Regions from separate parts of the Homo sapiens genome. Here all the other regions are linked to region 2. A link is a loop called in an ENCODE intact Hi-C map of the cell type or tissue named here. Cell type or tissue: Calu3. All regions are shown on one strand. Each heading gives the region's core, and the rest is flanking DNA. Links, peaks and the distances in the headings are about the cores only. Region 1 overlaps ZNF385D (zinc finger protein 385D). Region 2 holds the start of LOC101927829 (a long non-coding RNA gene). Region 3 overlaps LOC107986068 (a long non-coding RNA gene).

Region 1 (11,192 bases), core at 1,233-9,232, 1.2 Mb before region 2:
ATCAAGTCAGCTTCATCCCTGGGATGCAAGGCTGGTTCAACATATGCAAATAAATATACGTAACCTATCACATAAACAGAACCAATGACAAAAACCACATGATTATCTCAATAGATGCAGAAAAAGCCTTCAACAAAATTCAAAACCCCTTCATGCTGAAAACTCTCAATAAATTAGGTATTGACGGAACCTACCTTGAAATAATAAGAGCTATTATGACAAACCCACAGCCAGTATCACACTGAATGGGCAAAAACTGGAAGCATTCCCTTTGAAAACTAGCACAAGATAAGGATGCCCTCTCTCACCACTCCTATTCAACATAGCATCGGAAGTTCTGGCCAGGGGATCAGGCAAGGGAAAGAAATAAAGGGTATTCAATTAGGAAAAGGGGAAGTCAACTTGTCTGTTTGCAGATGACATGATTGTATATTTAGATAACCCAATTGTCTCAGCCCAACATCTCCTAACACTGATAAAAACTTCAGCAAAGTCTCAGGAGACAAAATCAATGTGCCAAAATCACAAGCATTCCTATACACCAATAACAGACAGAGGGCCAAATCATGAGTGAACTCCTATTCACAATTGCTACAAAGAGAATAAAATACCTAGGAATACAACTTACATGGGATGTGAAGGACCTTTTCAAGGATAACTACAAACCACTGCTCAAGGAAATAAGAGAGGACACAAATGGAAAAACATTCCATGCCCACGGATAGGAAGAATCGATATCGTGAAAATGGCCATACTGCCCAAAGTAACTGATAGATTCAATGCTATTCCCATCAAGCTACCATTAACTCTCTTCACAGAATTAGCCAAGACAATCCTAAGCGAACAGAACAAAGCTGGAGGTTATCATGTTACCTGGCTTCTAACTATACTACAAGGATACAGTAACCAAAACAGCATGGTATTGGTACCAAAACAGATATATAGATCAATGGAAGAGAACAGAAGCCTCAGAAATAATATCACACATCTACAACCATTTGATCTTTGACAAACCCGTCAAAAATAAGCAATGGGGAAAGGCTTCCCTATTTAATAAATGGTGTTGAGAAAACTGGCTAACCATATGCAGAAAGCTGAAACTGGATCCCTTCCTTACACCTTATACAAAAATTAACTCACAATGGATTAAAGACTTAAATGTAAGACCTAAAACCATAAAAACCCTAGAAGAAAACCTAGGCAATACCATTCAGGACATAAGCATGGGCAAGGACTTCATGACTAAAACACTAAAAGCAATGGCAACAAAAGCCAAAATAGACAAATGAGATCTAATTAAGCTAAAGAGCTTCTGCACAGCAAAAGAAACTATCATCAGAGTGAACAGGCAACCTACAGAGTGGGAGAATATTTTTGCAATCTATCCATCTGATAAAGGTCTAATACCCAGAATCTACAAAGAACTTAAATTTACAAAAAAAAAAAAAAAAAAACAAAAACAAAAAAAACGTCAAAAAGTGGGCAAAGGATATGAACAGACACTTCTTAAGAGAAGACATTTATGCAGCCAACAAACATGGAAAAAAAGCTCATCATCACTGGTCACTAGAGAAATGCAAATCAAAACCACAATGAGATACCATCTCACACCAGTTAGAATGGCAAGCATTAAAAAGTCAGGAAATGACACATGCTGAAGAGGATGTAGAGAAATAGGAATGCTTTTACACTGTTGGTGCAAGTGTAAATTAGTTCAACCATTGTGAAGACAGTGTGGTGATTCCTCAAAGATCTAGAACCAGAAATACCATATGACCCAGCAATCTTATTACTGGGTATACACCCCAAGGATTATAAATCATTCCACTATAAAGACACAAGCACACGCATGTTTACTGCGGCACTATTCACAATAGCAAAGACTTGGAACCAACCCAAATGCCCATCAGTGATAGACTGGTTAAAGAAAATGTGGCACGTATACACCATGGAACACTATGCAGCCATAAAAAAGGATGAATTCATGTCCTTTGCAGGGACATGGATGAAGCTGGAAACCATCATTCTCAGCAAACTAACAGAAGAACAGAAAACCACACACTGCATGTTCTCATAAGTGGGAGCTGAACAATGAGAACACATGGACACAGGGAAGGGAACATCACACACCAGGGCCTGTCGAAGGGTCAGGGGGCTAGGGGAGGGATAGCATTAGGAGAAATACCTAATGTAGATGACAGGTTGATGGGTGCAGCAAACCACCATAGCACATGTATACCTATGTAACAAACCTGCACGTTCTGCACATGTACCCCAGAACTTAAAGTATTAAAAAAAAAAAAAAAACTACAATTGCCTGTATGTGTTCAAGTGAAAGAAAGAGTCACACATCTTTTCATTTACATCAAAAACCAGAAATGATTAAGCTTAGTGAGGAAAACATGTCAAAAGAAGAGTTAGGCTGAAAGCTAGGCCTCTTGTGCCAAGCGGTTAGCTAAGTTGTGACTGTAAAATAAAAGTTCTTGAAGGTAATTAGATGTACTACTCTAGTAAACACATGAATGACATGAAAGCAAAAGAGCCTTATGTTTGATATGGAGAAAGTGCTAGTGGTTTGAATAGAAAAATCAAACCAGCCATACCATTTCCTTAAATCAGAGCCTAATCCAGAGGAAGGCCCTAACTCTCTTTAATTCTATGAAGGCTAACAGAGGTGAGAAAAAAATGTCTGAAGCTGGAAGTGGTTGGTTCATGAGGTTTAAAGAAAGAAGTCCTCTCCATAACATAAACGTGCACGGTGAAGCTGCAAGTGCTGATGTAGGAGCTGCAGCAAGTAATCCAGAAGATCCAGTTAAGGCCGCTGAAAAAAGATGGCTACACTACCCAACAGATTTTAAGCATAAACCAAAGAGCATTCTATTGGAAGATTATGCTATCTAGGACTTACCTAGCTAGAGAGAGAAGTCAATGTCTGGCTTTAATGCTTCAAAGGACAGGCTTACTCTCTTGGTAGGAGCTAATGAAGTTAGTGTCTAAATTCAAGCTAGTGCTCACTGACTATTCCAAAAATCCTAGGGCCCTTAAGAATTTCACTAAATCATCTCTGCCTGTGGTCTACAAATGCAACAAGAAGGCTGGATGATAGTACATCTGTTTACATCATGGTTTACTGAATATTTTAAGCCCACTCTTGAGATTTATTGCTCAGAAAAAAAGATTTCTTTCAAAATATTACTGTTCATTGACAATGTACCTCATAACCCGAGAGCTCTGATAGAGATGTTCAAGAAGATTCATGTTGTTTTTATGCCTGCTAACACTACATTCACTGTGCAGCCCATGGATAAAGACATAATTTTGACTTCCCACTCTTATTATTTAAGAAATATATTTTTAAGGCTATAGCTACCATAGATAGTGATTCCTCTGATGGATGTTGCCCAAGTAAATTGAAAACCTTCTGGAAAAAATTCACCATTCTACATGCCATTAAGAACATTTGTAACTCATGGGAGGAAGTCAAAATATCCACATTAACAGGAATTTAAAAGAAGTTTCTTCCAATGTTCATGGATGACTTTGAGGGTTTCAAAACTCCAGTGAAAGAAATAAATGTAGATATTGTGGAAATAGCAAGAGAAGTATAATTAAAAGTAGAGTTTGAATCTGTGATTGAATTGATGAAATCTCAGATAACCTCCTCCTTTCATGGAGGAGATGCTTCTTTTGAATGAGCTAAGGAAGTCGTTTCTTGAGATGGAATCTACTGCTGATGAAGATGCTGTGAACGCTGTTGAAATGACAACAAAGAATTTAGAGTATTATATAAACCTAATTGACAGAGCAGTGGCAGGCTTTGGGAGGATTGACCCCAATTTTGAAAGCAGTACTAGTGTGTATAAAATGCTATCAAACAGCATTTTATGCTAAAGAGAAATATTTTGTGAAAAGAGTTCTAGATGCAACAAACTTCACTGTTGTCTTATTTTCAGAAATTGCCACAGCTTTCTCAACCTGAAACCACCAACACTATGATCAGCCAATAGCTATCTACACTGAGGCAAGACCCTCCACCAGCAAAAACATTATGTCTTGCTGAAGGTTCACGTTGTTAGCATTTTTCAGCAATAGCATATTTTAAAATTAAAGTATATACATTGTATTTTTAGACATAATATTATTGCACAGTTAATAAAGTATGGTATAAACAACTTTTATATGCATTGCAAAATGAGAAAATTCACATGACTAACATTACTGTGATACTTGCTTTACTGTGGTCATCTGGAACCAAATTGCAATATTTCTGAGATATGTCTATTACTTTACCATTCTGAAGGTGAGAAGTCTGAAATGGGTCTCACTAGGATAAAGTCAGGTTGTCTGCAAGGTTATGTTCTTTCTACAGGCTCATGTTATTTCTGCAGGTTCCAGGGGAGAATCCAGTTGCTTGCCTTTTTCAGCTTCTAGAAGTTGCCTGCATTCCTTGACTTGTGACCCCATTTCATCTTCAAAAACAGCAAGGGCCAGACCCCATTTCATCTTCAAAAAAAGCAAGGGCCATCTCAGTTTGTCCCACGTGTAATCATTGCCTCACTCTTCTGCCTCCCTCTTCCACATTCACAGACCCTTGTGATCACAAAGGGCCAACCTGGGTAATTCAGGATAATTTCCTTATTTTAAAGTCAGCTGATTAACAACTTTATTTTTATCTGCTAACCTAATTCCCCTTTGTCATGTAATGTAACATATTCATATTTTCCTGGGATTATGATTTAAACAGCATTAGGAAGCCATTATTCTGTCTACCACAGATACCGCCATTTTATTTGAATGTTTGACTTAGGTTTGAACTGAATTTCATGACCCTATCAAATAACTCATTGCAGTTTCTTTGGTCTATATAAGCTGACACATATGAATAAATTGCCCTTATACTTTCTATTGTTTTCAGCCTGGAATATCATTCACTATTCAGTGCAAATTTTAAACACTGTAGTTTTATTTTTCAATAGAAGATCTAATGTTTTTATAAATGACATACCAACCTTTAAATTATGTTTTACAAACCAAACAATCATTGCAGAATTGAAATACAAGAGTAGAAACTCTCTTAGAAATTTAAGAAATGTCTTTGTATCATTATATGTGAATAAAAGAAACTCATGTACTGGAAATGTTAACTTTGTTTACTTATTGACCAGCCATGTCCATAAGTACCAATTTTACAAAATATTTAGACACCAAATGTCAAGATTGATTGGATTTATCAATTGATCCATATGTAAGAAAATTATCTCTATTTAAATAACCAAAATCAAAATATACATACATATTAGATCATTTTAAACTCAAGAAAAGGCTTTCTAAGCCCAATGCGACAGCCCTTTTGTTGTTTCCAGGTAAATCTGGAATTTATCTTTCTGTTTCCATTTTTAAACCTAGAATCTTTCTAGAAAAATAACATTGTAATTCAGTTGTATGCTTGGTTGAATCCTCTATCACATAGGAAAGTAGTTTTGCCTTATGAACCTTTTTACATTTCAAAGCTTCTTCCCCGTCCAATGAAAATAATAGTTTGTAGTTCTTTTCATCTTTGTATCATGAAAATTCAATTTCCTTTCCCTCTAAACTTTTATATATTTTTTTAACCCTTCCTATCATAAACTGTGTCATTTGGTATTTTGCCATAACTGTTTCCTTTATAGTACAGTTTATTTTTGGCCCTGCAGATAACTTTTAAAATGTCATAAATTAATATTGCTTGCATTTTTAATCAGATTACCTTTTCCTGGTGTAGGTTTTTTCCTGACAAATCTCCTGACATTCATATGAAACATACATGGGGTTATGTGGAAACCTTCCAATTAAAGACTGAAGGGTTGTAATTTGTCCAATTATTTTATCAGCATCTTAAAATAAGCATAAATTACCATGTGACCTAGGCAAATTAGTAATGTGCCTTTGAAAGACTACATGAGGGCCAACAAGATGTAAGCTTATTAAGTGAAGTAGAGAATGGATACTCAATGATTCACTATAGAATAGGAAATAAGATCTCAAATTCCAAACTAAGGATATATAAGATTGTAGCATCTAAGTGTTATTACAGTTAACTTCCTAACAATAGAATTTCATAAAACTTTAGAGGTAGAAGAGACATACTCCTAATTTCACCTGCAAAAGCTGAGATGTAGAGAGTATAGATTTGTACAAGGCCATGTGGTCATTAGCTGGCTAAGGACAATGTTCATGTCTCTGCTGTTTGTGCTTCATCTGGTCACGGGAGGGCAGCAAGTCCATTCTGAAGTTTCAATGGTTGTTACTACAATGGCATGGAGGAAGATCTATGTGTTTCCTGCTTAGTCAGCCTGTCCTAGAGAGAAGACCTGAAGGTTTCTTACCTCATGGAACTAACTGGAAGGAGTTACAGCTGCTATGGAAAGCCATTCAGCAGCTAGAACTCACTCATAAGAACTCATGAGTTCTCTTACATGGTATTATTCATATTCAGACACACGCAACAATTCAAGCATAAACATGTCAAAAGTGTAAACAGAAATTCATATTATTGAACTATAATAAAGTAACAACATGTCCTTAATGATTCAGGACTGTCAAGCATTCATTATGTTGGGGAACTGTTTGATAAATCAGAAGGGAAGAAACCTCATGAGAGCATAACATTGCTTGAAGGCCTGATAGCCCTCCAAAAGTAGATCATTGGTATCATTACAATATATTGAGATATATTTTCTAATGGTATTATAAAATAGAGATCAGCTGGGAGTGGTGGCGCACGACTGTAATCCCAGCACTTTGGGAGGCAGGGGCAGGTGGATCACGAGGTCAGGAATTCGAGACCAGCCTGACCAACATGGTGAAACTCTGTCTCTGTTAAAAATGCAAAAATTAGTTGGGCATGGTGGCACGCGCCTGCAATCCCAGCTACTAAGGAGGCTGAGGCGGGAGAATCACTTGAACCTGGCAGGCGGAGGTTGCAGTAAGCCAAGATCACACCACTGCACTCCAGCCTGGGCAACAGAGTGAGACTCTGTCTAAAAAATATATATAATTTTTCCACATTTTAGAACATAAAAATGTAGTAAAACTAAGCTGTGTGTCTGAATTTAATTCATATCTCTTAGTCTTAACATCCATTACCAGTGTGTCAATATAATGATGATGTTGATAGGAGTATTTTTTCCTCCCTAGTAACCAAATTAGGCTTCCAGTGACCAAATTAGATAATTAAAATTTCTTAAAATCATGTCTTAATATATCTTAATACTTATCAGTATTATTCACAGGATTGATGTTTAAAGGAAATGCTGTTTAGCTGTGGGAAAAACAAAAACCAATAATGGTTGTATTGGGGTCAACTATTCTTTTACTTCTTTACTTTCCAAATTTTCTTTATAAGTATGCTTGAATTTTATAAAGGAAAAGAGAATTACTGCATCTATTACGTTTTTAAGCTGCATATTTTGTCTCAAATTATACATTTTGATGGTCCCTCGTGGTCTAGTGGTTAGGATTCAGCTCTCTCAAATTATAAATTCCATTTTGAGGGCCTCAGTTGCAATTTTCTAAAGATTTCCTTTTAAAAAATGCAGGGACAAATTGTCCCTGTCAAAACTGTGTCTATTAAAAGCTATCAACCTCTTTAAGTATGTTGTTGCCGCTGCATCCCAAAGGATCTTCTGAGGGACACACTTATAAATTAAATTTTCAGGCAGCTTTGAAACATCTCTTTCATAAGAGAGTGTCCTGTGTTAGTCTCCAAGACTCACAGAGTTATTTGAGCTTTGGCCTGAGCACCATGGCCTTCCCACTGGGTCCTTTTTCTTCTTCAAAAGCTGTCCTTTGACAGGGCCATTCGGCTTGTGTGAAAGAAGAGACACATCTGAGAACCTGATGAGTTTCAGTTGGGCTGTCAGGTCAACCCTGTGTGAAAAGCTGGCTCTGGAGAGTGTGGTGATGGCCTATAGGTTGTCACTATGTTTGAAACAAGTGACTGGGAGCTCTTTTTTGAAGGGCTTATACTCTGAGTTGGCATTTGGGACACATTTTATCTCACAACCTTGCTAGTTCCTAACTCTTGAGTGGAACCCCCAACTCTGTGAGGAATTCTCAGATAACAAAACCTGAACAGAAGGACAGAGCAAAAAATACTGGGTTTAGCTGCTAGGGATTTCAAGAGAAAATGAGCCAGCCAAGAGCACGGGAATCTACCTAAGCAGTGTGCTTCTTTGGCAGGCTTTTAAAAATAAAACCCCAATATTAGGTCATTTCAGGACTCTTCGAATCAGGCTTTGATCCTCCAGAGTTTCATCTGAGGATGAAATGAGGAAGAGACTAAGAAAGGAGAAATCTTTATTAAGTTTGTATTTATCTGGGTTTCTTTACAAAGTAATAATATTCATTTTTTCTATCAACTTCTCTTAGACATGGAAAATCTGACCTTGAATATCTAAAAAGGCAAAGTTGACTTTACATGTGACCAGTAGATACATTCATAACCTCCAATAAACAAGGGGATATTTACATTTCTATAGAGTATTATGAACAACTCATAAATTGTTTTGTATTTGATATAAAATCATACAAACCATAGTGATGTCTATTTGTACATTGTATAGGTTGAGAAACCAAAGACCAAAATATTTAGTTGACTTTTTCAAGGGCAATAGGCTACTGAAACAGCTAGGTGGACAAGAAATAGGGCTCCTAAGTTCCCTAACATAATGTTTTTATGTATGATATCAGGGGACATGCCCTAGGAGAAATTTATTTTGAGACTTGCCTTGACATCAGCTGATAGTTTTCAACTAAGACCATCAGTCACTTAAGTTCTGCACACAATACAGAAGTTATTCAAGGTGGATATCAGTAGCATGTTCAGGAATTGCTGGGATATAGAAACATATTTAAAAATTGAGAGCCACTTAAAGGACATTACTAATACCGTAAGTATGGAAGGGAACAGGAGAATCTGTGTTGAGAGTCTATTTCATTAAATGCAAAGAGTTTGAGAAGAGGATTAAGCATGGGTAAAACTGGAAGCACAGAATATGAGGAGGAAGATAAAATGCAGTAGTGAAGCAAGAGATATATTTCCAATTAAACAAACTAAAAGTTTTCCATGGGTTCCCAGAAAATGAGGCAAGAAGGCATTAATGCTAGGAAGGCTCTAAAAATCTTAGATATCAATGTTGCATGAATAAATGAAAGAAGCACTCAAAACCAGAAACATTTTTCCTCATTGCTGTGACAAGGAAATGAAGGTAGAAACAGTATCAGCCAGGTGTGGTGGTGTTGCAGCATATTTCCCTAGTTCAGTTAAAGACTGGGTTCTTGTCCATATCACCGCCACGAAAATTTAGGCTCCCAAATGGCGTAAAGGGTGAGTAAAGCAGGGTTTTATTGGGTGAAAAGAGAAATGGGGCTCCTCTGCAAGGCCAGAGTCCCCTGTTAGAGCGCTTCCCACCACCCTTCTAATCCCAGGTTTCACACGGGAAGAGGAGGGGCCAGGCTCCTCCCCACTACAAACTTCCCGAGGTTACAGCTCAGTGGACAGGCTGGTTGGAGTTTCTCCAGGGACCCCCTCCCACCTGGCTGTCTCATTCCTCCATCTAAAGAAGTACGTGTGGCCGGGTGCATTGGCTCACACCTGTAATCCCAGCACTTTGCGAGGCCAAGGGGGGTGGACCACCTGAGGTCAGAAGACCAGCCTGACCAATATGGAGAAGCCCCGTTTCTACTAAAAATACAAAAATTAGCCGGGCATGGTGGCGGGTGCCTGTAGTCCCAGCTACTCGGGAGGCTGAGGCAGGAGAATCGCTTGAACCTGGAAGGCAGAGGTTGCAGTGAGCTGAGATCATGCCACTGCACTCCAGCCTGGGAGACAGAGCGAGACTCTTGTCTCAAAAAAAAAAAAACAAAACAAAACAAAAAGTACATCTAACTGCCCTTAGAATAAGAACGAAGACTGATCTTAACTGCTTTCTGCTAACAGGAGGCGCTATTTTGGGGAAGCGGCAGTCAGAGCTTCCCTAGAGGCCTAAGGGGTCCCAGCAGAAGGGGCTATCGTCAGACGCTCTGGTTGAATGACTGTTTGGAGTTTGATGTCCTGAAGGCAAGAACAGACAAACTGGGTTATTAGAAAACATGTATTTAAATGAAACAAGGGGAGGGGTAAGAACAGCTAAAAAATTCCAAGGCCTTTTACCAGTTTGCACAGGGAGAGGGAGGCCAAAAGCCCGACTGGTTAAAAAACTATGCTTTTGCTGGCAGGTTGGGCTTCTGGGTTCCCTTCTCCTGAGCCCAATCCTAAACCAACCAGTTTAAGGGTTGGGAAATTAACTCTTTCCAGTTTGGAGGCTTCATCTGAGGGGAGTCTCCCATAGTACAGAGACACAATTACATATCAGTGAAGAGAGGATCCGAGGAGAAAGGAATAAAAAGGCATTTTTCAAAGGAGTCCCAGGGTTTCAGCATGCATTCTAAAGGGATACAGGCAGAAGATGAATGGCTACCCATTTAGAAAGAGGGGAGCAAGTGTCCCTGGTTCCCTTCTCTTCCTATCAGATACCCAGGGTATGTAGGGCAGAGAGGGAAGAGTGTCCACTTTCCCTCTTCTGTCCTTGCATCCACGAGCTCCAGCGACTTTGGCAGGCACCACCGTGAGTGCAAAAGTGACTTGAACCCATGAAGCGGGGGGGGCTAGAGAATAGGAATTATCCACTCTCACCTATGTCTCTTTCCCACCTACTGCCAGTAGCCTTGGAGTTCCCTAGACCTCATTTATGCCATGGATATTAACGTGGCCTTTATCCATGAAACAGGAAGCTTGCGGCTGGCTTAAATGGCAGGAATCAGCCACACTCACCTAAGCTGTGCCTTTTAACCTCTGCTTGCCTCTGGATCCCTTAGATCCAGTTCTCTTTCCTAGAGCTTTGACCTAAAGCTTGGAATTGAGTCTGGGACAAAAATATGTCTCAGGGGGGTTGCATGGACTCCTTATCATAAGCCAAATCTAAGGTGAAACTGTGGAACTGAGTCCTCCTCCAACAAGGGAGAGGAAAGGATGTCTTGTGACATACCCATCTAACTGCTGGCTATAGTTAGGCTTGCTGGGATTTGGGTGAATGGTGCTTGGCTTTGGTTAGTTCCCTTGGTCTTACTTTCCCAAAAGGAAACCTCTGGGTGATGGGCACACTATTTATTCC
Region 2 (11,192 bases), core at 2,111-10,110:
AAGCAGCTGCAATTAGGTTATTTTTCAAAATGTAGTTAGAAATATATATTTAATATGTATAATATATAGTAGACATATATATATTTCTAACTACATTTTGAAAAATAACCTAATTGCAGCTGCTTATATACTTATCTCCTGTTAGATTATGACTAACATATATATATGTCTAACTACTGTATATTTATTAAATATGTATTTCTAACTACTATATATTAGAAATATATATAGAAATATATTTCTCTGTGTGTGTGTGCATATATATATATACACACACACACAAATACACACATATATACTAGATTAAGTGGCAACATCAATGATATACTCACTTTGACTTCTTGGAGTTAGAAGGTGGAGGTATGTAGAGGAGGCTTCCCAAAAATGAAAAAAAATTTGATTTTAGCCCTACAAGATGGAATAGCAGTTCGTCAGGCATATGTAAAGAATTGGAGATACAGGCCAGGCGCAGTAGCCCATGCCTGTAATCCCAGCACTTTGGGAGGCCAAGGCAGGTGGATCACCTGAGGTCAGGAGTTCGAGACTAGCCTCACCAACATAGAGAAACCCCATCTCCACTAAAAATACAAAATTAGCCGGGCGTGGTGGTGCATGCCTGTAATCCCAGCTACTCAGGAGGCTGAGGCAGGAGAATCGCTTGAATGAACCCAGGAGGCAGAGGTTTCAGTGAGCCGAGATCATGCCATTGTACTCCAGCCTGGGCAACAAGAGTGAAACTCTGTTTCAAAAAAAAAAAAAAAAGATTTGGAGATATAAATTAGTAAAACTGTGTGAAGCTAAAATTAACAATGGGAAATCGTAAGACATAAGGTAGGAGGGGTAGAATATAAAGGTTCTAATGCTGTGTACTTTGAGACTTACTCCACAGAAAATAGAAAGTCACTAAAAGCTTTTAAGTAGAGCTGCCAAACAACAGTATTTGCATTTTAGAAAAATTACCCTGGAGTAGAGTAGGAGATGACTTTGAAAGCTTGGGGTGAGGCAATGGAGCAGAGCAATGAGGCAGCATCAGCAGTTACAGGATGATCATAGCTATTCAAAGGAGAGAAGATGCAGACCTGAATAAGGTGAATTGGACTGATCCATAAATGAATGTACCAGCCTGATTTAAACTTTTATTTTTCCCTAAAAGGGCATTTCTTCTAATAAGTTATCCTGAGCATTTTTAAGGGAAAAATCTAGGAGCAGAGGACAGATTATATGGTTTGGTTGGCTCTGTGTTCCCACCGAAATCTCATCTCAAATTGTAATCCCCATAATCCCCACGTGTCAAGGGAGGGAGCTGGTGGGAGGTGATTGGATCATGGGGGCAGTTTCCTCCATGCTGTTCTCATGATAGTGAGTTCTCACAAGATCTGATGGTTTTATAAGTGTTTGACAGTTCCTCCTTCACACTCACTCTCTCTCTCCACGTGCCATGTAAGACATGCCTGCTTCCCTTTCTGCCATGATTGTAAGTTTCCTGAGGCCTCCCCAACCATGAAGAATGGTGAGTCAATTAAACCTCTTTTCTTTATAAATTACCCAGTCTCAGGAAGTTATTTATAGTGGTGTCAGAAGGAACCATACAACAGATAACTAAGAAATCTACAAATATGGTATATACACCATGCTATTCTCTATTACTCATTCAAAGTTTCCCTTTTCTCTCCCTCCCCAAGTGCTTTCAGCATGATCAGGTTTCATGTCTGTGCCAACCTCCTATCAGCCATTTCTTGTCTTTTTTCTTTCTAATTTTGAGCTCTGACCTTTACTGTTATTCAAATCTTGGTTTTATACTGCAAAGGCTCTTAATTCCAGAATGATGGCCAAGTGAGCCAAACACATTTACCTAAGTGGACAAGAATGTGACATTGTCATGCAGCCATTGTGATGTACCAAAGTCAAGATTGATTTTGACAAGAATAAAAGCTTTCTGTCCTGCTGCCCCTGCTTTATGGGATTTTTAGGGTTTGGAGAAATATCCATTGTCTCTCCTAAAATTCTTGAATGCCCATGTAAGATTGAATGCTATTTCGATAAATAAGCCATTTAATAGTGACAGTTTATATACCAGAATTACTCAGTTGGCTGTTCTTGAATTGTTCATTTTATTTGTCAAGTTCAGGGGAAGTTAGTTTTGGCCAAGTATTTTTTGAATTTTGTTGCAAAATCAAGTTCCAGGTGGTGAGGTCCCAAATAACAGAAGATATGGCAAAAGTCTCAAAAGCATTACAGGTTTAATTAAATTAGTGTTTATTGACCACCAACATAGGTATATTCTATTATAGATAAGCTAGAGTCCATTCTTTGAGAGAAACAAGCCAGGCAATTCTTCGAGGCAGACAGTTACAGAACTGACCTGTACAGACAGGTACAGATGGTATACCAAGCAGGGTTCCTGACGTCATTGTTGCATGGTCGACATCCAATTTGACTGCTACATCCTCCTTTTCATGGAGCCTTGACCACTTCTGCCCTTCTCTCTACATCTTTTTCCTGGCTTCCAAGAACTAAAAGACTGTTCCCAGCTGTCCTAATGATCCTACTTTTCCACCATTCCAACATATCCCTTGATCTGAAATTGCCCTTTCCTTTTCCTTCTTCAATTCCCTCCAAACAAGACCTCTATTTCACCTTCTAAGTTAGGTGTTAGGAGAAAAGCAATCAAAATGCCTCCAGACTAAATCAATTCACACAGAAGTATAGGTGGTAGGAGGCTTAACTTCTATGGCAGCTTTTAGAAGACCTGTTATTCCAAATGGATCTTTGATTGGTGGGATGTGTGAAGGAGTCATTTTTGAGACGTAGGGAATCATACTTTTTTCTTATCTGTTTATGCTGGCCAGAGGCCCTACTTTCAATTTATTTTCTGCACAAAAATCCCCTTCTGAACTAAAGCCAATGCATGCTATTTGGTTTACTTATACCTTAGTGCTGTGATTCTCTAGCTTAGGTCACCAGGTCATAATAAAGGACCACAACAGGAACCTGGCTTGGTTTTACATTTCTTATAGTCTGTAGTTGAGTTCCTTCTCTAAAGCCATGTTCACACATCTGAAATTTTCCTAGATAGACTTTTATGGCTTCTGGTAAAGATAAAAGTTATATTGATTTTCTGTTGCATTGTTAACTTATCAAATAGCAAAATATTTAATTTGGAAGATAAAAAATAGTTTTAAATTTTTTCTTAAAAATGGTGGTAGAATAGTGACCACACTGCATACCCTCTTATGAGAGTGAATTAACATGGAGACCACAAACAGAGGAGTTAATTACATCTTTGTGGTATTACATCCTAACATCAACTCTGCATATGGATAAACCTGCCCTTAGAAAATCCCTAACATCCCCCATTAAAAAAAAAAAAATGAGCAATTAAGAGCCACAAACACTGTTTCTCACTAATCCTGTTACAGTGAGGTCTGCCTCCCATATCAGTTCAGATTGCTGTTTCTTCAGTTGCCCACCAGATAAAACCATGATTTGCATTCAGGGACTACATTGTAAGAAAAGTACGTTTCTTTTAATAGTAGACACACTTGGCCCTGGAATTCCTTTCAGTTAAATACCTACATAGATAGAGGTCACTGTATATTTGCCCCCCTTTGTTTAAAGAGCTAAAATTCTGTCCTCACAGTGTCTATAAGCTCGAGAATCACAGCACTAAGGTATAAATAAACTGAAGAGACTGTCCCTCATGCATGCTGTGACAGAAATCAGCTTTCAGACTAGGTGTGCTGAGTCCCAAACCTGTGCTACATCCCTGCTACAAAAACTGAAAAGCAAGCCTAAAATTCACTATAGGTTCCTAGAAAATCAAACCTTAGATATAAGACCAAGTTATACTATCTTATTCTCTCAGCAAATCCTTAATATGTTTCTTCTCTGTGCCAGGTGTTAGTTAAGCTCAGGTGATACAAAGTTGAATGAGATAGCACCCCTGCCTTCTTTGTCCCAGCTCATAGTTTAATGACATAATCAGGTGGTCACAATACAGTGTAATACAGTGCTGTGACAGAGAGAGAAGCTACAGACTGAGGGCACACAGGGCCAGGGCTCCTAACCCACCTAAGGCAAAGGGTAAGGCAGGGGACATCAGGGAAAACTATTAAAGAAGGAGGCATCCTGAGAGCTGGGATTGTATTTTTTATTTATGGTTTTATTTTTTACCTTTGTATTTTGATGTAATTTCAGGCTAACAAAAGTTGCAAGAACACTACAAAGAATTCTCATATGCCCTTTAACCAGATGTACTAAATGCTATTATATCAAATATGCTTACATACAGATATGCACATACACGCACAAACACACACACACAAATATACATTTCTTTTTTCAAAAAAAATTTGGGGCTGGGCGCGGTGGCTCATGCCTGTAATCCCAGCACTTTGGGAGGCTGAGGTGGGTGGATCACTTGAAGTCCTGACTAGGAGTTCCAGCCAGCCTAGTCAAATGGTGAAACCCCGTTTCTATCAAAAATACAAAAATTAGCTGGGAATGGCGGTGCACGCCTGTAATCCCAGCTACTTGGGTGGCTGAGACAGGAGAATCCCTTGAACCCAGGGTGTGGAGGCTACAGTGAGCCAAGATCGTACCACTGCACTCCAGCCTGGGCAACAGAGACTCTGTCTAAAAAAAAAAAAAAAAAAAAAAAAAAAAAAAATTGAGAGTAACTTACAGAAATTATGATGCCCCATTTACTCTTGAAGATTCTGGTGTATATTTCCTAAAAGCAAGGACATTCTCTTCTGTAGCCTACAAGTAACAAAATCAGGTAATCAATACTGATACAATACTACGATCTTATCTACAGACCTTATTCAAATTTCACCAATTGTCCCAATGTGTACTCTACAGCAGAAGAAATCCCCAGCTCATATGCTGCATTCAGCTTTCATGTGTCTTTAGTATCCTACAATCTGGAACAGTTTCAGATTCTTTCTTTGTCTTTCATGACCTTGTAATTTTTAAAGTGCAGAGTCTAGTTATTTAGTAGAATGTCCCTGAATTTACGCTGGGCACAGTGGCTCACGCCTGTAATCCCAGCACTTTGGGAGGCCGAGACGAGCGGACGACCTAAGGTCGGGAGTTCGAGACCAGCCTGACCAACATGGAGAAACCCCGTCTCTACTAAAAATACAAAATAAGCCGGGCGTGGTGGCACACACCTGTAATCCCAGCTACTCGGGAGGCTGAGGCAGGAGAATCACTTGAACCCAGGAGGTGGAGGTTGTGGTGAGCCGAGATTGTGCCATTGCACTCCAGCCTGGGCAACAAGAGCAAAACTCTGTCTCTCAAAAAAAAAAAAAAAAAAAAAATGTCCCTGAATTTAGTAGAATGTCTCTGGTTTGGAACTACTCTAAACTGTTTCTCGCGGTTAGATTTGGCATAAGCATTTTTGGCAGAAATATCACGAAGGTATGTTGCGCTTTTTGAGATGAGTTTCAAAGAGTGAAGAGGAATCAGCCCACATAACCTATTGCCATATTAATTTATTTTTGCATTCAGACTTGGGAGGATGGAAGACAGAAGGCAAAGGGATAGCCTATAATACTATTAAATAATATTTATCAAGTAGTTACCAAGCACTGTTTGGAATGTGTTACATAAGTTAACTTCATCATCTTCGCAACACCCTTATGACATCCTCACCATGACTATGCTTTTCCCATTTTTCCAATGAGAAATAATCAGGCACAAAAAGATGATGAAGCTAGCGCATGGTGCAGCCAGTATTCAATTCCGGGCAGATTGACTCTTGCCCATTCTGTCAGAAGGGACTTAGTGAAAGCAAAACGCTTACCAAAAAAAAGGCTTGTGTCTTCAGAACGAGTTGGCTTGGAGGTGTGTAACTGGTCCAAGCAACTGGGTGTGGCTCTCCCGCCCTCTGCTGGCTGAATCCCTTATTGCATCCTTTTAACTGCTTTTTGCTCAATTGGATGGTGACTGCAGGGTAAAACCTCCATGTGAGCAACAATCACTGAAATTTCTGCAAAACTCCTGAGTTATGCCTGACCTATGAGAATGCATAAGAATTGGGCATTCCTTCCATTTTTCTTTTTTGTGTGCCTCAGTCCCCTACCACATTCTAAAGATTGGTCAGCAGAATAAATCCTAAGCCCTCTCTTCACCAACTTCTTTTATAAAACTTCCCAGGAGAATTTTTTTTTAACTATGACAAATTTGGAATCCACTGAAGCAGTGAGAAAGCTAACGTTGAATTAATCAGAATACAATCCCCAGACAAGACAATCATTACAGATGAGAAAACCTGTAGGAAGGATGTTTGTCCTTGAAAAATATTTGAAAAAGATCCAGTGTGAAGCAGTCATCTCACAGTAGGCTCCAAAGTGTCATATAAGACAAAATCACTAGGCAAATAAGATGAAGGAGAGGAAAAACTCCTTTGAATGAGTCATAAGTAGCCTCTATTTTCAATCAAAAATCCTTTCTCTTTCCAGGTAAAACCCTGTCCCTCTGAAATTCACAAACCCCTGGGGCTTCCACAAAATTCAATTGTTTTCTCTAGTAAGAGGAAGAAATGGACGTAAAATAAAACCAGAAGACAATGAATGGGCCTTAAAAGGATGGCACACTGATTCATTCCATACATGCCAGAAATGGACCTGGCAAAAGAAAAAGAGTGTGTTTAAATTCCCAAATGATAACCTGGGAGCAATTCTGTTCATTGTGCCTGATTGCAAATACAAATATACTAGTGGCCATTATTAAGCCACATCTAATGTCCCAGGGGAAAGAACTCTTTACTGAAATTTTGAGAACACTCACACTGAACACAAGAATCCCATCTAAGTATTTACTTGATAACTTCTAGATGCCTGTCTGTTTATCTGTCAGGTTGGGAGAGACACAAATACATTTGCATATGGCTACTACCAGGCTGAAGGCTGAAACCTTTGCCCCCAGATCAAATCAAATCAGTAGATAAATGTCCCATGGTAGGTGATTGAGCTAAGCAACGACTTCTTATTTATTTTAATGAAGTATCAAGATTTCCATGAAAAATTATCAGAACTTTATATGTATAATCCATCTGGAAACTAATCCCCTAAGCTATATTGTGGCATTATTGTCACAATAACACTGCATAACAACCAACCACGAAACATCAGCAGCATTCGACATTAAGCATTTATTGCTTACATGTCTGGAGTTGTCAACTACATGGCTCCGCTGATACTACTCTGGGGCTGATGAGACTGTGTCTTTCATCATGCAGAAGCTAGGCCAGTAACGTTCTCATAGCAGTGTTCTCAGCCAGACGACAGAAACATGCAATGCCTTCTTAGACCTAGGCTCAGAAATGTCATGCTGTCATTTCTGCTGCATTCTGTTGGGCAAAGCAATTCACAAGTAAGCCCAAATTCAAGGGAAAGAGACTCTATCTTTTCATTGAGAGAAAATGCAGCCACAGAGCAAAACATGTGCATACAGTGATGGGTAAAGAACTGAGGCCACAACTGTAATTTACTACAGGCCCAGAAAATCATTGAAATCCAATGGGTAACTCTCCACTTTCTCACATTTCACATATACCCTTCTCAATGGATGATCTACTAACAGTGGTCTCTAGGTTGTCCTGGAAATATTTAAGAAAGAAGAAATTCTTAAACCTTAAGGACTTTTGTTTCTGTGAGACCTGGAGCCCCCCAGCTAACTGAAGATGTTATACCAGAGCCTTTGGATAAGACATAAATTTCCATCTAGTGCTATCAGTTTCTCATTGCTCTCTTGTACAAAATTCATTCAAGAGCAGTCTAGAGTTTAAGAAAAAGCAGGAAATTTTCCCTAATATTTTCTCCTACTATATCACAATTTTTGGTCAAGAAATATATACAGTTCTCATCTATATTTTTAAGAACTTTTCTAGTAATGTGTGCTGAAATAAGATTAAAACTTAGGGTACTCTAGGTTAATTTCTTGATCAATAAAATAAGATTAAATATTAGGCCACTATAGGTTAATTTTTTGTTCAATTGCAATAGGCATCTTTCTAGGTGAAAATTAAAACACACATACTATGTGGACATTTTTTTAATTGTAAGAAGGAACTAACAAACACTTTTTTTTTGGCTTGGAAATGCCCATGCTGAAACCTTGGCCTATATCATGACTATATAGTTCTCCAATGACAAGGTTCTAACCACCTGTCATTATTTCCTTCCTTCTCAGATTTTTAAATAATTTTTTCATTCCATAACTGTTCAGTTACTTTTCTAGAAATAATACACAAATTGAAAATATTATAAGGCCCCTCTTCCCTCAGTTTGTAAATAAATAAATGTAACTTCATGGAAGAACCTAATATTTTCAATAATTATATTTTCTTTACTATATTCCAAGAGATTTTGCAAACAGCAAGGGCAAAAAATTAATCTTGTTTCTTTCTTCTTTTTTTCTTTTCCTAGTCTAAGTCAAGACTAGAAGCAACAACATGATGAAACATATGCTTCTGGCATTTCCATCTTCCTGGATTGATGATATACCAGGCAGCCCAATTTTCCCCCAAAGGATAGGTGTGCATTCAAAATATTAAACCCTTAACAAAGACAAATATAAATGCAATTTGAGAAACCCCATTTCTTTCCAAGTCCACTGCATCTATTAATGTAGCCCCTTGACCAAGGACCAGCTCATCTCACTATTAGTACAAATTCTTTTACTCTACCTGACAGTCTGCCTACCTTTTTGTATGTTGGAATATAAAAAACAATTTCGAGAAATAAAAATCAACTCCTGTAACCTATCTCTGCTGATGCCAACCATATTGATTGCTTGACCTTTACGAAGTCTACTGACTAGATGATGCGTAATGTTTGGGGATTAAAGATGCTGATTTACTTTTTTTCTAAGTCAAATTTAAACTCTGACTACCCAAAATCAAACCCTACAGACTGTCTCAGCCTGTCCCCACTTTGCAGTGCTCCCCCTGACATTTGGATACCAGTTACTGATTGAATTTTTAGCAGCTGTCATTCAAGGACATCCAGCTTCAGCTGGACAAGCATTCGAATGGCAGACTCCCAAGGGCCTGAAAATGACCTGGTTTGACACAAATGTGGATAATCTTTCTGCAGAAACAAATGGGTTCAACTAAGTCATCAGTTTAACTGATAACTCTCATCCAGTTATGATTGTCACAATTAAGAAACAGTTTTAGTAACAGAGGCATTCAGAGTTAGGGGTTTTCCTTTTCAGGAAAGGAAATAGGATAAGAATTATTTAGTTTTCTCATTTCCAAGTATTTGGGGAGTAAAATCTATGGACTAAAATCTATTTTTATCTAACAGATGAGTTGTTAGCTTAATGATGTAGGATCTTTATTCATGACCATAAACCCCCATCATCACCCAAAAAAAAGCAAAACAAAAAAAATAGATAATGCGCTGGTGAAAAAAGAAAAAAAGTCTGCCAAGTCTAATTGTGATTCTAAAAAAACTAGCCCTGGCTGCATATCAATTGAGTTTTGTTTAGCTTGCAATTAAAATAAAATTTTCCATCTTTCAAAAAGAATTTCAAAGCACTTTCAAATGGCAAATATTTTTAAAGTTAAGTACATGCTTATCTTTGATAGTATATTTGCAAGTCATTCATGACTTCATAGATAAAAGCCAACTCTTCCATTTTCAACTGGGAACAGGTCACTCTTATCAGCCTACTCTGCACAACCCATATAGACTATAAACACCTCCACTAATAGAACTAATCACTAGAGCACCACCATTGACTCAATATAGAATTCAGACTAGAACATGTATATCTTAACACCTTGTATGGTTTAGTTTCATGTGCACAGGCACTGTAGGACACTAGCCCCAATTCACTTGAGCAGTTTTCCAACTGCCACAGAAAAGGCTTTTTAAGTTGTAGATTGTATATTCCTACTTTACACCCAAAATATAATTAAGGTGATTGACTTATTGGCCACTTTTAGTAGGCTGTTAATGTTGTTTTTGGAAAGCCAATCTTATTGTAAAGTGATATTTGAATGTAAAGAACAGAACCAGCACTTTCTGCCATCAAGGAAGAATTCCTCTCACAAAACCAGTGGTGACCTGGAACCACTTAATACTGGCTCTCAAGAGTTGATTGTGTACATCTCCTCCCAACTCCACATTCAGTGGCATCAGGTTAGTAGCATGAAATTGGCCATGATAGGAGTATTTACTCCAAAGAAATTGGGAAACACTAAAAATTATCAGATAGGATTACAAGTTTAGTATCAGTGATAGGAGAGGAATTCTACAGCAGTTCTGTCCAGTAAAACTTTCTGCAATGGGGCTGGGCATGGTGGCTCAGGCCTATAATCCCAGCACTTTGGGAGGCAAAGGTGGGAGGAACTGCTTGAGGCCAGGAGTTTGAGACCAGTCTGAGCAACATAGCAAGATTCTGTCTCTACAAAAATAAATAAAAATAAAGGAACTTTCTGCAATGGTAGAAGTATCTTATATTTGTACTGTCCAACACAGTAGCCACTATACACATGTGACCACTGAGTAGTTGAAATGTGGCTAGTATGGCCAAAGAACTAAATTTTTTATTTTATTTTTAATCTTAATAGCCATATGTGACTAGTGGCTACCGTTTGGGACATTGCAGTTCCACCATAATATAACAAGTGATGGCATCTTCCAAGAGTCAGGGGACTGAGGTAGATAAGGCTTTAAAAGAAAGAGGAGCACCCAAGAAAGGGGTCACTTCATGTCTTGGAATAATGAAATGTAACAGCAAAGCTTTGCCAAGTTTTTCCATCATATTTTGAATCTGCTATCCACACATTTATTAATTCACAGACCTGGAACAATCAGTTGTAGGAACAGACAGATGAAGGTAGCTCCTCAATAAGGTAGCTTAGTAAGGAAAAGTGGCTCTAATGCCCTAAAATAGTGGTTCTCAAATTTTAGCATGCATCAGAATCACCTGGAGAACTTGTTAAAACACATACTCCTGGGCCCTGCTCTCAGAGTTTCTGATTTCATAGCTTTGAGCTGGAGACCAAGAATTTGCATATCTTATAATTTCCTAGGTAATGCTGATGATGACAGTCTGGGAATCACTTAGAGAACCACTGCTTTCAAGCTAATTTACGGCAATCTCCAATTCCTGCTTCTATCACAGTCTACATGCTTTTCACTCAGGCTAAAGTCCTATTGACCATGTTTCCT
Region 3 (11,192 bases), core at 2,004-10,003, 590 kb before region 2:
ACTGCATATACCTAAGCAAATTAATACAGGAACAGAAAACCAAATACCACATATTCTCACTTATAAGTGAGAAAGAAATGATGGGCTAAGCCCCAGTTTGGGGGTCTCACCTGCTCTGCATTATTTCTTCTTTTTAATCCTATTTTAGCTTTATTTTTTTCACACAAATTGGAGAAATGGATAGGCAGGTAGCTCTGTTATGCCAGGCAAATTATTACTTTGTTTAGAAGATTTTCTAGATTCCAGTATCTCCCACCTGCTCCTACTGTTGCCAGTGGCTTGGCTACCTTCTCAAACTCAAAGTTTTAGGTTTCCTGCCTGCCTTCTCCATCATCTCTCTGCAACCAGGTCCAATTTTTGTTCCAGAAGCTACTCCAGCTCACTGCTCAGCTGTGCAGGACTCTATTCTCTGGAAATTATTTTCTCAAGACTTTCTTGCATCCATAATTATTCAAAGGTTACAAAAATATGTATGATGTTTATACCACCCATATTTTACTTGGTGTTATGACTGAAGGTTTTCTATACCTTCTCACATACTACATTGGAAGCAGAAATCCTTTGAGGATCTAGTTTAATGCTGTAGGGAAAAAGTTAACTTTGTTGCTTCCCTAGGAGATGGTATAAAGATCTGACATGATTATCATCTTACAGAGAGTTCCTCAAGCTCAGCAAGAGCCTTTGATATTTTGGGCTAGATAATTTTTTCTCCTGGTGATGGTATGGGAATGGTGGAGGGGTCTTATATATTGTAGAATGTATAGAAGCATCTCTGGCCTCCACCCACCAGAGGTCAGGAGCAAGTTCTCTACATCATTTTGACAAACAAAAAATGTCTCCAGACATTGTCATGAACAATCTTGGCATATAACTGCCCAGTTCCTTTCTAAGGAAACTCTATTTTATTTTCCTTATACATGACTTGGCAAAAGGTATATGGTACATGACTTCATTAGTCAAAATGAAGAGAAAATAGTTTTAGCTCATTTGGAAGGCTGGTTTTAATTTTAAAGGTTATGCCTTTTTTTGGTAAAAGACATAAATTTCAAAATTTTTTCAAAGACAGCTCAGCTTTAAAGCAGTCATTCAAATGATTTCTTAATAGCAGGCTACAAGACAGAGCTAGAAAACATTGTGGTATCTCTACCCAAACAAATACCTAAGGGCCCTGAGAGCCCTCGCAGCAAGTCTGCACAGCTTGGCAAAGGAGTCAGGCTGAGGTCATACCATGCAGCATAGGTATGTAATCCTGTAGTCACTAGGATGGTTTCAATGACCGGAATGAAGAGAAGAGCCTTGGCCAAAGGTGTCCCAAATGCCCTTCTTATCCCTGGCATAGAATTTGTTGTTTAAATGCCAAAACTCATGGAGGATGGATTTCTTTATAACTTTAGTTTGAAATCCATCTGTCACCTTTCACTATCTCCAATTTTTTATTATTAGAACAGATTTACATCGTAGCATTATCTGTTTTCATTCAAACACTGGGCTAAGCAATCTGGTCCGAAAACAAGGTCACCCCTGACTATTGCTAGAGGCCACTTTCATTTCTGGCAGAATAAAAAAAATAATAAAGTATAGATTCTGCAACTTTAATATGAAAAGGCTCTAGTTAAATACTGCAATACTTGAGAACAGTTACAGTTTTTGTTGCTTTTTGAAAATAAAATTCATAATAAGGAGAACAAATAGCATTCTTTAGCAAATTCCACTTAGGTCTTATGATATTGAGATGTTTTGTTCATCCTTAGCTTTTATTTTTCTCCTAATTTAGTGTTTGTGTGTGTGTGTGTGTGTGTGCGCGTGTGTGTGTGTGTGTGTGTGTGTGACTGCTACAAGTACTTGGGGCTTCTTATCCATTGAGTCAGTCAAGCCCTAGTTACTGCAAAAAAGAAAACTTAATAGCCAATCGCTATCAGTGGTTGATTCATGTCAATGAATGTTTCAGATGTTAAATCCTGAAGAGATACTTCAAGAGTAATTTCAACCATGAATTTGGTTTCAGTTGGTATAAAAATACTTTTAAACTCTCAGGTATAAAGCAACATTTAGAAATGAATGTGCTTTAATATGATTTTTTGTCCTTGGAGCAGAGGGAGGAACATTTTTATGCTGACACCCAGTGTATACATATGCTAGCTGAAAATCACAAAAAGAAAAACTGAGAGTTGCCAAAGAAAGTGAAAATTTTGGGAGGATACGATTCAGTAGTAATAATACAGTAATGTTATCAGCTGTAGATAATTATGCTAATAGTCCTTTCTGTTTTACATCACACAATTCCAGAATTTAGAAGTCTGTGGAGCTTCTTTAGACTCACATAACCACGTTTCTTCAATACCAGCATATTCTACCCTCTCTTCTGCTACTATAAACTCCCCAGGATCCACCTAAAGACAAATCTCCAACTGTGTACCAGATTCTCTCTCTTCTGCTTATGCAAAAACTTCATGCCAACAATACTCTGCTCTATGTAGAGCAGTGGTCCTCAACTTTGTGACACCAGGGACCAGTTTCATGGAAGAAAAAATTTTTCCACAGACCAGCAGGTGGAGGGGGATGGTTTCAGGTGGAACTCTTTCACCTCAGATCATCAGGCATTAGTTACATTCTCGTAAGAAGCACACAACATAGATCCCTCACATGCAATGTTCACAGAGGGTTTGCATTCCTATGAGAATCTAGTGCCACCATTGACCTGACAGGACGTGGAGCTCAGGTGGTAATGCTCACTTGCCCGCTGCTCACCTCCTGCTGTGCAATCTGGTTCCTAACAGGCCACAGATCAGTATTGGTCCACAGCCAGGGGTCTGGGGACCCCTGCTGCAGAGCAGCAATCTTCTGAGTGATTCTCACCACATATAAAACTTGCTATTATTTATCTCACATTAAAATAAATAAAATAACTTCAAAATCTTTTCTGACCCCAATCTCAGGCAGGTACTAGTCTATCCTTCCTATGCTCCTTTGCAGCTAAAATCCATGAAAATATTATTTTATAATCATTCTTTCCAATTTCCTTCCATTCTCTCCTAAATCTACACCAATCAGAATTTCATCCCCATCACTGTACCGAAACTGTTGTAAAGGTCACTAATGGCTTCTAACATTCAATGCTCAGTGCTCATCTTACTTGACCTATTAGCAACATTTCACATAGAAGATCATGTTTTCCTTCATATATGTTCTTCATTTGCCTCCAGGACAGCACGTTCTCTGTTTTCTTCCAATGCTATTGGTCATTCAGCCTCAGTGTCTGAGGTAGGTGGCATTAGCCTCACATACTCACTTCCCTCACGTACACTTCTTTACCAAAAAGCCTTTACAATGCCCTCTCCCTATGGGTATAGCATATTTCCCTATTTTATGAGTCTGGGTTAAATGGTATTGCTGGCTTTGCCTAGTGAAACATTAGCAAACGTTTTGTTAAGTAGATGCTTAAAAAAGCCATGGCCATCAAAAGACATGCCTGGGTTTGCCTACTGGTTTCAGAACAACACCTATATGCCAAACAAATACATATCTACGTTCCCTAAGAGCCCTCCCAGCAAGTCTGCACACCCAGGGAAAGGAGGCATACCATGCAGCATACGTATATAAGCCTGTACTTACTAGGCTGCTTTCAATGACCAGAATGAAAAAAAGGGCCTTAACCAAAGGTGTCCCAAATAGCCTTACGTGAGAAGCAGAGCTGCTGTATATAAGCTGGCTTTGCTCAGCCTTTACTAAAACAAAGCTTCCAACCAGCCTGTGGACACATGAGAGCCCAGCCAAGATCAGCTGAGCTCAGCCTACAGCAGTTAACTCTCAGGCAACCTACAGACTTATAAGCAATGTAATAGCTATACACACCACACACTTTTAAATTTAATCTGAATTATTAACATCATATAGCACTTTCTTAAGTCTAGACCATCAACAAAACAGTAAATCAAGACTTTGTAGCATTTGCCGATATCTGATATCTGTGGTGTAAATACTACTACCTTGACCATTTTCAAATACTCTCACCATTTTTAGTTTCAAGCTACCAAGACATCATAATACAGTGCTGGGAAGAAATGTGCAGTAGCATACCATTCTATGGTATCTTCTACATACAGATACAATAAATATAAATGACCTCAAGGGCATAGATAGTCATAAAATATAATAAACTAATTGGAAAAAGATGAGTTTGAATATTTATTACTTTTGTTTTCAATATCATTTAATTTCATATTTACATAGTTTATTTTCAAATTATGGTTTTGTTGAACAACTGAATTGCAAATTTTCTGAAAATTAAAAATTGACCCTCCTGAGCCAGGGAGGCTCGCGAAAGCACACCAACATAGGTACGTACATGCCAGACTGTCCTTAGGGCTTACTCCCTCCACCTTGAAAGGGAAGAGCAGAAGTCTAGGAATGTTTCTTGCCTCTCTTGACCTCGCTTCTAAAAGCTTTCACTTTCAGTGTTCTTGAAAGTAGCAAGACAAAACTATTTAAAATATTTTGGAGTTCAGTAAACTAATTGGGATTATTTAGGGTGTGTGTGTGTGTGTGTGTGTGTGTGTGTGTGTGTGTGTGTGTTTGCATTTTGGTTTAGTTTTTATTTCAAGGCTGATGTTAATTGCTCTCGGTTTTTAAAAAGCTTGTCTGTATCAGATCATTTGAGAATCAAAATGGGTCAGAAAGTTCATTTTATCCTTCCTCTAGTCTCCAAGCAATACTTCATTAAAGAAATAATAGAGAGTTAGGTCACTAATTTGACTTTACAACTCAACATTTTCCCAGAGTGTCTTCGTGTATTTTTTTCAAATCAATGTTTTCCCCACCCCTTTTCAATTTTCTAAAAAACAGCATTAAAAAGTTCAAATAGAAGTTTCTGCTGCATGGCTTCCCACCAGAGTGCCTCTCAGATGTGATAATAGTAGCATAATAAAAGGCTCTTTTCCTGTTCCATTATTTCAGGGTTCAGGTCTCCATTTTTCCTTCCATAACATCAATGGAAATGACATAATAGAAGTATCTGTTATATCAGAAGTTTTCATAGGCATGATATTGACCCTGATGCTCTTTCACAGAACACACGCTAAATGGAACCATTATGGTTATTCTCAAAATGGATTGTCAATGTAATTGCCATTGTAGAAAAGTGTTATGAACATTTACTGCTTCTTTGCTTTGACAGCAGATCCTTTTCAAACATGAATATCTTGGCAATTAAAATCACAAGCATAATCATAGCAACAAAGGCCCTGTCTTCAACTCTCATTTCTTAAAAAAATGATCCTAGTTCCCCCCCATTTAAATGGAATAAAATGGTTTCACATTTTAGATTCAGATTTGATGTGAATTGAATAATACAATTAATCAGGATCTTTAGTCACATAATTATCTTTCATCCAAGTAAATCATTTTATGCATCAGTTTACATTCATTGAATTAAATAATTCCAAATAAACAGTTGTCATACAGAACAGTTCTATGGCACTTTAAGAGCAAATAAATCAGATTTGTATATGCTAATTGGGAAAAAACATACTCACACAGATATATACCACACAGTCCACCATTCAACAAACTTAAGAGAAATTGCAGGTAGTACTTTTATTTCCCTTACCACCTTGGTAATATATTGTGCCAAAAGAACAGCCGACATATTTAGGCCAAATTTTAATCAAGTTAAAATTGTGTGAATGCCAGGAATTTTCAGGCTGATATGAGAGAAAATAGGTGAATCATAAAACCTGCCCAGATAGAATCTGAAAAGAGCCCAAGAGTTGACTTGAAAAGAGAGGGACTGCAGGGTCATTTGTATTCTGAGCTCAAGCATTAGAGGGATTGGTGGCCATTTAGCATTTATTTGACAAAAATTGTACATTCTCACCAACTTGGAGACCATTGCAAGAGATAAGCCAAGGAAAAAAAACATTATTGAAGGGGTGGGGCAAAGTGGAGTATAAAAAGCATGACATATACACTGTCAAGACATTCTCCACAATTAATTTATAGAAAAAGCCAGTCACGACAGCTTTCAGAGAACTGAGGGTATGGACATCTATCTGATCAAATCTATTGAAGCAAGAATGTTCTTAAAATGACTCCATCCAAAGGAAAATAATATACACGTTACAAACATTCTTCTCAAATCCAGGGCTAGAAATCAATAAAGTCACTCAAATTGGAAGGGTAGGCTTTCCTAGGCATCAGATGGAAGCTCAACTTCTTCCTTGATCTCACTGTTTCATAGACCAAATAATACCAATTCGCACCAAAGACTAGACACACCCTCGATTCATTTTTTTCTTAAAATGTTTTAACAACATTTAATGTAATATAGAGGCAAGAAGTTACAGGGAGTCCAAGACAAGCATATTTTCAAGCTATGGAACTGCTTTCAAAGAATATTTAATTGTGCAATTTTCGACTAACAAGCCAAAGTAAGATTAGCAAAAGAAGCCTAAATAATCAGTCCTCATGTACACAAAATTTTCTTTCCATATTATAAAAGAATATTTTCTGCTTAGACATTGTAGAGGAAAGATTTGTATAATGTGGTTTTGCAAATTTACAGACTGTTGTCTAATTCCAAGTTTCGATGTTTCCAGCAAATTATAAAATTGGATAAAGTTTTAAAATTTCCCTTTATAATAATATGAAATACAAGAAGCTTCTCTGAATTCGGTCCCTAAGTAAAGTCTGAACCAAAAACTTCATTCTTGCTGCTTATTAAATGTTCTTTAACCATAGCATGTTTCCATGCTCCTGTGGAAATAAATAGTGAGTAAATAACAAATTTACTTTTGTCCCTTACCTCTCCCATCCCCAAGATACTACCTGTCCAGGGGTCTGAGTAAACGTCTTATGTAACACTTAGCCTTATGAATCAATTGCTGCTAATCTATCTTCACCTCCTCTCTTCCCATGTGAAGGGGGTACTTTGCCAGATGATGGCAGCACTGTCACAGAGGAGTACTTTCCAAATCGTTTTGAAGTGAGACAAAATAAATTAGAATCTGTGTATTATAAGGAAGAGTTTGGGTTTGAATTTCGGGTCTGACACTTGCTAGTTTTGCAAGCTTCTGTTTATGCATTGTATACACTGTGCTTTTATTTTCTCATCTGTAAAATAGACATGATAATGAGCTAACTCACAGAATTGTTATGATGGTAAAATAATACATTAAGAAACAATTATGACACTAGTACCTAGCAATTATTCAACAGGTGTTATCTATTATGCATCTGTAATTAAATACTAAGTAAAGCTATTTTGAATTTTAGCTAAATTTTGGATCACCCAACAACCCTCAATATGTGTGAAAGGCAAAAACAAGCAAATAAACGAAAACGTGATTTACAAGTACAGCTCATTACAAAGAAAAGAGTTGAAAAAAAATGTATTCTAATGCTTTATTTCCGAAACTTTCCTAGGGCCTATGCCAGACCTACTGAATCAGAGTCTTCAGGATGAATAGGTAACATATGTAAAGCATATAAATTGTTATCTGTTACATCAAAAAGAATTTGTCTGTTATATACATTGTTATATAATTTGTACCTATACTTGCTATAACAGATAAATTGTTTTTGATATAAAAATTTATATAGCAGATATATAAAGATTCTTCTTGTTATCATATATATCATGATTCTTCTTGTTATATGAAGATTCTTCTTGTTATACGAAAATAATTTATTTGTTATATAAATTGTTACATCAATAAAAATTTATCAGTTATATTAAGTACAGGTAGGGCTCATTTGACTTCTTGAGTTTAGGTCCACATTTTGGTCCTTAGGCAATGGTTTTACTATTGCTTGCAATGGGAAAGACCTGAGGATAGGTTTAAAACAAAACAAAAAAAACTGCAGTTGCCCAGCCCTCACCATAAGGACTCTGATTTGATAATTTGAAAGGAAAGGTAGGAATTGTTATTAAAAACAAACAAACAACCTCCAAAGTGATTTTGATATGTAGACAGACTTGAAAATCAGTGACTTGGTACCAACAGCTTGTTTTATAATAACGCTTGAGGTGGTAGCTTTCATAGACTCAAAAGATGTTGGAGAAAGAAAATTTAGATTGTCTAGAGGCATAGCTTCAACATTTTTAGTGGTAGAGTTTTTCCTCCAGAATAATTCTTAAGCAGATGTACAATAGATCTAAATAGTTAAACATATAGTGACTCTGGTGAGTATCATTGCGGATGGGTCCCCAAACACCTCCTTCCATGAAACATCCAAGATTCCCAGTAATATAATTTGGAAATAATTTTAGAGTTGAGAAAACTAAGGCTCAAGAAGTCAAAGTCACTTTTTCAAGTTCACAGCTGATTGTCTCCTGAACCATGATTAGAACCTTTCCTGTACACAGTCCTGCTTACTTTTAAAATCTGAGAGTGGTCTATATTACACCTAGAGAGTTAAAAAATAAAAGTAAGCTGATCAATTATTTGTGACAGTGAAGCAAAAAAATGAAGATACATTATATTTAACAAATGTTTCTCTTTTTTCTTCCCATTATTTTTCTTTTCTGTATCTTTGTCTTCTCTCTTAGAAAAACAACTAATTTTCCCTTTCCTTGCTTTACATAACATAGCTTTAACAACATACTTAATTCAGAGAGTAAAGATTAAACAATGAGCAACGATGTGAAGATTCTCTAGGGAGAAGTAAAGTTTAGATGTCTTCTTCCTTCTCTCCTAGCATATTAAATGTAAATATACACAGTTCCAGTAAAATTTCACTCTAAAGCCAAAGGCTCTGTAGAAGGTGCTGTCACATTAGAGCAGTGATCAGGTAAGTGCTGTAAAGGATCACAACACTGAGATGTGCAAAGGAGCAACGCACAAGAGAGAAGAGTAGCTTAATATTAGGAGATAGAGAGGGTTTATGATGGAAAGTCTTGACTAGTGGAATGATTATGTTTCAAGAGTCATTTTTAAAACATCTTTTGCTCATTGTAAAGGTAAATAACTTTAAAAGAACAGGAAATATAAAATATCAAAAATCAGCAATCCCAGAAACTCAAGCTATATATCCCCAGATGAGAAAATATGCTCAAGCAGAACATACACGTTGGGAAAGCAATAAGTCTAGAAGCAGGGAACAGAAATGAGAACACGTAGTATATTGAGTCATATAAGATAACGACCAAAAATGAGATTTAAGGGGGCTGTAGAAAAATCCTTAAAGCTATGAGTCCAGTATATGGCCATCGTCAAAATCGGAAGTGAGAACAAAAGCAAATATTGGGACAGGACATGTCAACTCGAAGAAGGAAAACACAAAAACAAATCAAACCTGGCATTATCCTTTAGGGTATTTTATTTTACTTTTGCTACACTGGCCTTGCCTGAAGTGCTCGCAGTGTTTAAAGATGGGAAGTGCTGAAAGAGACGTGATGGACTGTGAAAAAGTGACTCTAGGGCTCTGTTAAGGATACATGTATTTGAGAAGACACTTCTGAAATGTCTGACCTCATTTGATTATGGATATATACATATGGAGAGAGAAAGAGAGACAGAGATGATAGATAGATAGATGGATGACAGATGAAAGATATAGATAGATATAGATAGATGAAAGATGACATAGATAGATAGATAGATAGATAGATAGATAGATAGATAGATAGATAGGCTAGAGCTAAATCTAAGCTTTGAGGCAAATGCAGTGGGGCATGAAGAGAACAATCATCATTGGAGTCAGACATGCTTTTTGAATGTAAAGCTTTTTTTTTTTTTTTTCTTTTTTTGGGACAGAGTCTAACTCTGTTGCCCAGGCTGGAGTGCAGTCATGTGATCTTGGCTCACTGCAACCTCTGCCTCCTGGGTTCAAGCGATTCTCATGCCTCAGCCTCCCAAATAGCTGGGACTACAGGCAGGCACCACCACGCTCCGCTAATTTTTTTTTTTTTTTTTTTTTTTTTTGAGATGGAGTTTCACTCTTGTTGCCCAGGCTGAAGTGCAATGGTGTGATCTTGGCTCACTGCAACCTCCGCCTCCTGGGTTCAAGCAATTCTCCTGCCTCAGCCTCCCGAGTAGCTGGGATTAGAGGCATATGCCACTATGCCCGGGTAATTTTGTATTTTTAGTAGAGACGGGTTTCACCATGATGGTCAGGCTGGTCTTGAACTCCCGACCTCAGATGAACCGCCCGTCTCAGCCTCCCAAAGTGCTAGGATTACAAGCGTGAGCCACTGAGCCCGGCTTTTTTTTTTTTTTTTTTTTTTTTTTGTATTTTCAGTAGAGATGGGGTTTCACCATGTTGGCCAGGCTGGTCTTGAACTTCTGACCTCAGGTGACCCACCCACCTTGGCCTCCCAAAGTGCTGGGATTACAGGTGTGAGCCACTGCGCCGGCCTGTAAAGCTTTCTTTTCAAAAATTAGATCAAATCATAATGAATGCCTGCTTGAAATCATTCTATGATTCAATGAGAAGTCATTTTCCACAAGAGTAAGTCAAGAACCTGGTTCTTGGATACAAGGCTGACACTAATCTGGATACCTCATTATATTCTATGCAGAAGAGTTAATGTTTTTATATAATTTTTGAATGTGAATATAGCAGAAATTTTTAAAAAGTAAATTTAAAAAAAAACCTTACAACAATTATTTTAAAACTTACAATGAATAAGAAGAAAAGTATTTATCATAAGGCCTGATATAATTTGGATATTTGTCCTTTCCTAACATATGTTGAAATGTGACCCCAGTGTTGGAGGTGGAGCCTAGTTGGAGGTGTTTGGTCATGGGGTGGATTTCTCATGAATGGCTTGATACCCTCTCTGTGGTAATCAGGTCACAGGAGATCTGGTTTTTTTTAAAGAGCCTGGGATCTCCCCCTTCCCTCTCTTGCTCCCTCTATCACCAGTCTGCCTACTCCCCCTCAGGCTTCTGTCATGAGTAAAAGCTCCCTGAAGTCTCTCACCAGAAGCCAAGCAGATGCCGGTGCCTGCTTGCACAGCCTTGCAGAACCATGAGCCAATTAAACCTCTTTTCTTTTCTTTATAAATTACCCAGTCTCAGGTTTTCCCTTATAGCAACGCAAAATGGACTAATACAAGGCCACTAAGCACCTTCCTATAGAACTTCTTTCTTATAAAGATATATATCTATATAAATAAACTCATGAATTCCCTTTCTGGTTTATAAAACATAAGATTAATATACATGTAATTATATATTATAGCTATTAATATC

The links. Hi-C counts contacts between places; a loop is a spot of excess contacts. Peaks named below come from ENCODE experiments on the same cell type or tissue, not always from the same donor. Only the 100,000 strongest peaks of a DNase experiment are listed, where the experiment ranks them.
Region 1: it touches region 2 in a loop (22-fold over the local background); 2 of 110 quality-filtered maps call a loop at or near these places.
Region 3: a loop joins it to region 2, with 9 times the contacts of the local background. A loop is called at or near these places in 8 of 110 quality-filtered maps.

Annotation. Positions count from the first base shown.
Region 1 is chr3:21,546,331-21,557,522 of GRCh38, reverse strand. All of the region lies in intron 3 of ZNF385D (zinc finger protein 385D), which reads left to right. All of the region lies in intron 1 of ZNF385D-AS1 (ZNF385D antisense RNA 1), which reads right to left. Among named protein-coding and RNA genes, the nearest start is that of ZNF385D-AS1, 9.1 kb to the right of the region's middle. RefSeq lists an enhancer at 9,016-9,840. In Calu3, for the core only: no CTCF peak of the experiment used is centred there; no DNase peak of the experiment used is centred there.
Region 2 is chr3:20,335,207-20,346,398 of GRCh38, reverse strand. LOC101927829 (a long non-coding RNA gene) reads right to left here and starts at 3,931. Exons shown (of 5, transcript NR_110814.1): 1 at 2,363-3,931; 2 at 617-739; 3 at 333-374. In Calu3, for the core only: a CTCF peak has its summit at 5,881 (motif pointing left); a DNase peak (open chromatin) is centred at 5,888.
Region 3 is chr3:20,925,979-20,937,170 of GRCh38, reverse strand. The region is part of intron 1 of LOC107986068 (a long non-coding RNA gene); the gene reads right to left. Among named protein-coding and RNA genes, the nearest start is that of ZNF385D-AS1, 610 kb to the left of the region's middle. In Calu3, for the core only: a CTCF peak has its summit at 6,956 (motif pointing right); a DNase peak (open chromatin) is centred at 6,920.